Linked DNA regions of Homo sapiens: region 2 is linked to region 1. A link is a contact called in ENCODE Hi-C or POLR2A ChIA-PET data. All regions are on one chromosome and are shown on one strand. The core of a region is the stretch at or near the end of the contact, and the rest is flanking DNA. Distances in the headings are between cores, read along the strand shown.

Region 1 (3,014 bases), core at 374-2,873:
CTCTAAAGATGGTCCTGATTCAGTTTCCACTACAGCCAAATGTGAACAGGTCTGCCTCTGAATGTTTCCTCAAATGGTCTTTCTCTTTTTGGTAATTATACTAAAATTTAGTTTATCAGTTGATGATTCCTAATGACACCATTTTGAAACGTGAACACTTCTCTCAACCCTGTTCAAATCTGGCACAATTCCTAGAGCAGCAGAGCAGCAGTACCCAGAAGGAACACTAGCCCTGGGCAAAATCCTCACCAAAAAAAACCAAAAAACAAAAAACAAAAACGGTGACTGAACAAACATACTTAGGAAAGTTTTCATATTATAAACTCTTCGTGGTGATTCACAAACACCTTAGCACATCAAAGATTCTGAAAGGCCTTACACTGCTGTATTTATTTCTTGTGTAACAAATATACTTGATTTAACTTGCTTAACTCAGCATTTCTCAAACTTCCTTATTTTATGGACCACTAAGAAAGAAAATCATAGCCAATTAAACTATGACCCAATGCTAAGATGGCACCAAATAGAAGACATCAGAGATGTTAACATTCAAAACTGTGTATATCTGGGAATAAATGTGTTGTGATATATGACCACAGAGCCCTTTTTTCAAATATAACTTAAGGCCATATTGAAGATTTAGTTCTTTGGAATGGTATTCTGGAAAACTACGCTCTAGCCTAGACTTTCATAATTATTTCAGAGGAAAAGGGTAGAAGGTTATTTTTTTTTTCATTAAGAAGTAAAAGAAAATAATGTCGTGGGATTAGAGAAAAGAGAAAAAGAAGTAAAAGAACCAAAAATGTTGAATCCAAAAAAAGAGAAATACTGTTCACCCGTTCGTGGTGTGAAATAAATTGACCTTATCCAGTTAAAAAGTAATTTCCAGGTACACATCACAATGTAACTGTCCAGCTGGCCTCATGAACATGCAAATCTCTTTAAATTAAGATGGCATGTAATTAAATCGTTCAGCTGGTTGCCAGGCTTCTCCGCGCAGGTAGTTTACTTTCGCTTGAAATAACCCCTTTGCGTCTGAAGATCCCCACACCCTGAAGTGACTCAACTTCATAACACCACCATTGAAATCTCTAGCTTTACAGGCAATAGGCTTGGCCGGAGAGCATCAGTAACTCGGCAGTGAGTCAGATGAAGAGCTCTGGGGAGGAAGGTTGGAGGCTAAGTTTGCTTGCAGGGAATGGGTGCGGTTGAGCGCCCGGGCCTGGCCAGAGCCTCCCAGTTTACATCCTGCTTCCCTGTTGCCAATCCGACTCCCGGGAGCCGCCCTGAAGGGGTGTGGGCAGAACTTCGGGGACATGGGGTACCATCCCAGGCCGTCCCAGGTTCCCTGTACTTCTGGATTTAGCCCCACTGAAGCTTCAGAATGTCTGAACTACATGAATTCACCTTCCGGGACGCGCACCTGGGACTAGCGAGACCGGCAGGGCTTTGCGCGGTCCTTAAGACCCGGAACAAACACCTGATGACCCCGGGGTCACCTTCACACTCTCCTCTGCCCCACACCTCGTAGCCCCCGCCGGCGGCCTCCTTCCAGGCTGGGGCCTGCCTCTCCAGGCGGCGTCCCCCGAGGGCGGCTGCGGCGCGGAGCCGGGCGGTAGGGCAGCAGCCCTGCGGCGGCTCGGGAAGAACAACTTGTGCGAACTGGGCCGCGCTTCCCCCGGGCGCTGCATCCGCCTTCCGAGATGCTGGCAGCCCGGGACGGCCTAGCGCGGCCCTCTCCTTATTTATCCACCGAGCACAGTTTCCATGGTTCCGCCGCCATCCTTCCGCCCCCTTCCTCGCGCGGAGCCCAGCGGCAGTCGAGGGCCTGGCTGGTGTGGGGCTGCGGGGTGCGTGCGCGGCGCGGGGCCCGGGCGTATTTTTCAAGCCTCGGGGCGCGTGGGTGCGCCCCCCAACTCCTGTCCCCCGAGAGGCTGTGCCACTTCCGCAGCCCCAGCCCAGTCCCTTCCCCACTGGGCCGCACCTCCAGTCTGCCCGCAAGGCGCCGCGCAGCCCCCGGCCCGGCCCGGTGGCGCGGGGGAGGGGCGCGCCGGGCAGGCAAAGTTGCTGAGTTGCTCTGCACGCTCAGAAGTTGCAGCTGCGACGGCAGCTTCCCTCCCCCTTCCTGCACTGGGCTACCCGGAACGCACACCCACCCGTCACCACCCGCTACCTGCCCTCGCCCCTGCGGCCCCGGCCGGGACTCCACAGCATCCCCACCCTGCGCCCGCGAGGAGCCCAGGTTTCCAGCGGAGTTGGGCTGGGGGCGGGCGCACCCCATCTCCCCGCTCCGCCTCGGGGGAGGCGGGTGATGCGTGGAGGGGGTGGTTAGGATCCCCTCTACCGAGTCGCCGCTTGCCTGCGGCGCTTTTGCACTTTCCTAAGCTGAGCAGCTGTGCAGGCGTCGCCCGCCGGCCCCTGCGCCCTCCTAGCAAAGCGGGGTTTGCAGAACGGGAACTGGGCGGTCTTCCCATTCCCTCCCGCAAGGAATTTTGCTGTGAGGGTGGAGAGGGGGCGGCGGGGGGCTCGGCTTGGGGCTGAGGTTGCCAACAGGTGCTCGCGGGTCCATGTGACCGAGGAGGGAGCGCGCAGGGAAGCCGGGGGTGGGGGTGGGGGCGGGGGCAGGCTCCCTCGGCGTCCCCCCCGTAGTGCCCGACGCCGGGTGCACCCAGCCGGCAGCTGTCTGGGGAGTGCTCGCGGATGGCTCCTCGGAGCGCTGGCGCCCTCGCGGCCTGTCTGGGAGGAGGAGGAAGAGGAGGGGGAGGGAGGGGACGCGAAAGTGGGTCAGGAATGTAACTGGATGCTGCATACCCCCCACGCACACCCCCGCTGTGGCCGACCGAGGCGGCCAGCTCCAGCCTTGGAAAGCGAGTCATTTGCTGTTGTGGTTCCCCAGCATTATCGGTGGACGGTTACCAGGGGATCCCGAGGGATGTGTTTCCCTGTGACCCTTTGGGAAGGAAAACTTGGTTGCCTCAGTAACCGAGTTTGGCTTGGATGCAATGATGCAGTGA
Region 2 (3,014 bases), core at 130-2,629, 150 kb after region 1:
TTTTTGTTTTGTTTTGTTTTGTTTTGAGACGGGGTCTCACTCTGTCTCCCAGGGTGGAGTGCAGTGGTGCCATCATAGCTCACTGCAACCTCAACCTCCCAGGCTCAAGCGATCCTCCCACCTTACCCTCCCGAGTAGCTGGGACTACAGGCACACTCCACCATGCCTGGCCTATTTTTATACTTTCTTAGTGTGGATTTGCATTAATACTATTAGATGAGATTCTGTGGTTCTTTCCAGAATTTTTACTTTGCATTTTAGAAATCTGTGAATAATCGAAAGCTGCCACTATCCTCTGAGAAAAAGGGTAGGCAAGTGTGATCTGTCACTGAATTTTATTCTTCAAATTAGATAAAAAGTGTAAGAAAATTATCAAAGCTAAAAGTTGGCCAATTTTAATTGACAGTCTCTTGTGTAGCCTGTTTTTTATTTGCTAGACTTGACCTTCCTCAAAACATTTTTCCCTTTTACTTTGTGTTTTTTTCTTTTCTAATACCCTTTAACAATCAGCACAGCTTATTTTATATATATGTGTGTGTGTATATATGTATGTATGTGTGTGTATATATATATATGTATGTGTGTATATGTGTGTGTGTGTGTGTGTGTGTGTGTGTGTGTGTGTATTTTTTTTTTTTTCTTTTTTGAGATGAGGTTTCACTCTTGTCGCCCAGGCTGGAGCGCAATGGCACAATCTCTGCCTCCTGGGTTCAAGCAATTCTCCTGCTTCAGCCTCCCGAGTAGCTGGGATAACAGGCATGCGCCACCATACCCAGCTAATTTTGTATTTTTAGTAGAGATGGGGTTTCACCATGTTGGCCAGGCGGGTCTCAAACTCCTGACCTCAGGTGATCCGACCACCTCAGCCTCCCAAAGTGCTGGGATTACAGGCGTGAGCCACCATGCCTGGCCTATTTTATATTTTTGAAGAAATATTTGAAAAACCTCTTGTGGCCGATGCTTACTTTTGATTTAGAATTTCTCTCTGAATTGAATTGACCAAGTTCATGTTCAGTTATGCCAAAGAGCATAACAATCATAAAACTGTCCAAGTGGACACTGTCCCCTCAGTGGACATGTTAAGCAACAATCAAGCCTTTTTCGTCCTATCACTGGTTCTCAAATTTATGATCTGGTTCATAATTAGTTTTTTATCATTTGGCCAACTGGATGCTAATATTTATAACTTAAGTTTTCTTCTGTTTTAGCAGAGTTGTTGTCAGTTTGTGTTTTGGAAAGGAAATGCAAAATAAATTTTATCTTTAATGCAAGCAGTACAGTATTTTTGACATATCTTGTTGAGGTATTTCAGCAGCTCAGTCTTACCGGGTAAAACTGGTGGATGGCAGCAGAATCTGGAACATCGTGCTTGCCCACACTTGAACAGCAGGCAGTGGTGAGAGTGAGAAATTAGGTTAGGGAAGGTTAGGGATGGGCTTGCTGGGGGTAGGATGACTAGCAGAGAGCTGGCCTCTGCTCCGGAATGCAACATGCCCAGGTGTCCTCTCCCACCATGCCCCTCGTCTGATGCACTGAGAACTTTGAACAGGTCCTGAGTGTGTGTCCGGTTTAGTTTCATAACTCGAAAGTAGCAAAGTCAAGAGGGAGCCTGACTTCCAGCATTAGATCACAAAATGAAACCTGCAGGGAGCTGGCAGCATTTCCACCGTAGCACTTCACAGGGCTTTATACCTTACATTTTTCCGCCTTTGTTTAAATATCCAACCTGTCCGACCTGTTCGGGCTGAACAAGCTGGTGCTAGCAAACACTGAAGCGTGCCCACTCACTGTCAACCTTTTTCTGATGTGTTAAGGAAGGTGATTAGTGGCAACATTGTCCCCCCCCCCCAACCCCCATCCCACCCTCCCCACTGAAACATGAACAGGAAGCACTGAAGTCTTAGCCTGTGTATTCATGACACGGATCCTCATCTCACCTTTGGCATGTCTGTGTGCCTGTGGGCCATCCTCAGCTTCTCTTGGGGCTCTGGGATGCTTAGTGGAAAGGTTGTTGGCCTTCAGTGGAGACAGATTTTGTATTTCCTTAAACCGGAGATTCAGTTGCATAATGGGTTCATTGGTCCTGTGGTGTCAGCACTTAATTCTTCCTTTTCATGCTTATATAACCCAGCTTGCTCAAGAGGACTGCTGTTCCAAGTTTATGGGTGGGAAAACTGAGGTCTGCCATGCTGCAGGTTCTTCTGGGGCCCTCCTCTCCAGTTTCTGTTGGTAGATGGTGTACTGTTCCTCCCTCGACATCTCTGGAGAACAGAGGCCATGTGTGCACCATGTCCATCCGTTTTAGATAAAAGTGGCTATAGACGGCCTTGGTCATACAGAAGGGCTCTGTCGCCTGGTTGGTCTTGGGAGGTGACATTTCTCTTTGGATTCATTTATATTCATTCTCTCTCCAATCTTGGTTCCCCTTTCCTTGCCAGCAGTTTCTCAGTGGCCCGTAAGTAATATAACACAACATCCCCAGAGTGGGTGGCTTTCCTTTTTCACTACGCTGCTTCTTGCACTCGCCCACGGCACCTTCCACTTCCCTTGTGGGCGCATGGCCGACCATCTGGGATGGCCCCACCCGTGCATTTCTTGTTCCTCTTTTGGAACTGGCTGAGGAGTAGCAGTGACTTAGCACTGCCCTATCATGAAGATAGTCATCTCTTCCTCCTGCACAGAAAGTGAGTAAGTAACTAGGTCCTGCCTTCTTGAAGACACCTCAAGTGATCGCCTTTCAAGCTGAAGTGGGAAATGGCCCGTGACTTCAGCACTTCCCTCCTCCTACAGAGCTTAGGTGTGGGGATTGGGGTGTATGATTTTAGTCGTTGCCCTGGGAAGCTGGTCTCTGGTGGCCGGCGATGGCTTCCCTCAGAGGGGACAGCTCTGGGCTCTTGAGATCACTTTGGGAATGATGACTTCAGTTGGGGCACCATCACCTCAGACTGTAATATGGGGATATTCAGCATCCCTGCTGGGAGAGGCCAGCCATGAGTGTGGGGATTTGGACCCCA

The links. A loop is a pair of places that touch in the nucleus more often than their neighbours do. ChIA-PET counts read pairs that join two places held with the same protein, here RNA polymerase II (POLR2A). Pooled maps may share reads with other maps.
Region 2: a pooled map shows a loop between it and region 1 (2.5-fold over the local background). The contact joins two enhancer-like sites. A Hi-C loop is called at or near these places in 2 of 168 maps with a recorded cell type or tissue (gastrocnemius medialis and psoas muscle) and 4 of 50 pooled maps. POLR2A ChIA-PET finds 5 or more read pairs at or near these places in 6 of 52 experiments (HepG2, K562, PC-9 and 3 more).

What each region holds. Positions count from the first base shown.
Region 1 is chr6:7,049,853-7,052,866 of GRCh38, forward strand. No RefSeq gene overlaps it. Among named protein-coding and RNA genes, the nearest start is that of RREB1, 57 kb to the right of the region's middle. RefSeq lists an enhancer at 1,454-1,955 and silencers at 1,787-1,906, 1,937-2,386. Within about 2 kb of position 1,624, at least 30 of the 41 ENCODE cell types and tissues checked have a DNase peak (open chromatin) inside an H3K27ac peak, as active enhancers do; they include PC-9, where a contact is called at or near this core.
Region 2 is chr6:7,199,657-7,202,670 of GRCh38, forward strand. All of the region lies in intron 6 of RREB1 (ras responsive element binding protein 1), which reads left to right. Among named protein-coding and RNA genes, the nearest start is that of RREB1, 93 kb to the left of the region's middle. RefSeq lists enhancers at 1,380-1,674, 2,439-2,588, 2,639-2,688. Within about 2 kb of position 1,380, at least 21 of the 41 ENCODE cell types and tissues checked have a DNase peak (open chromatin) inside an H3K27ac peak, as active enhancers do; they include PC-9, where a contact is called at or near this core.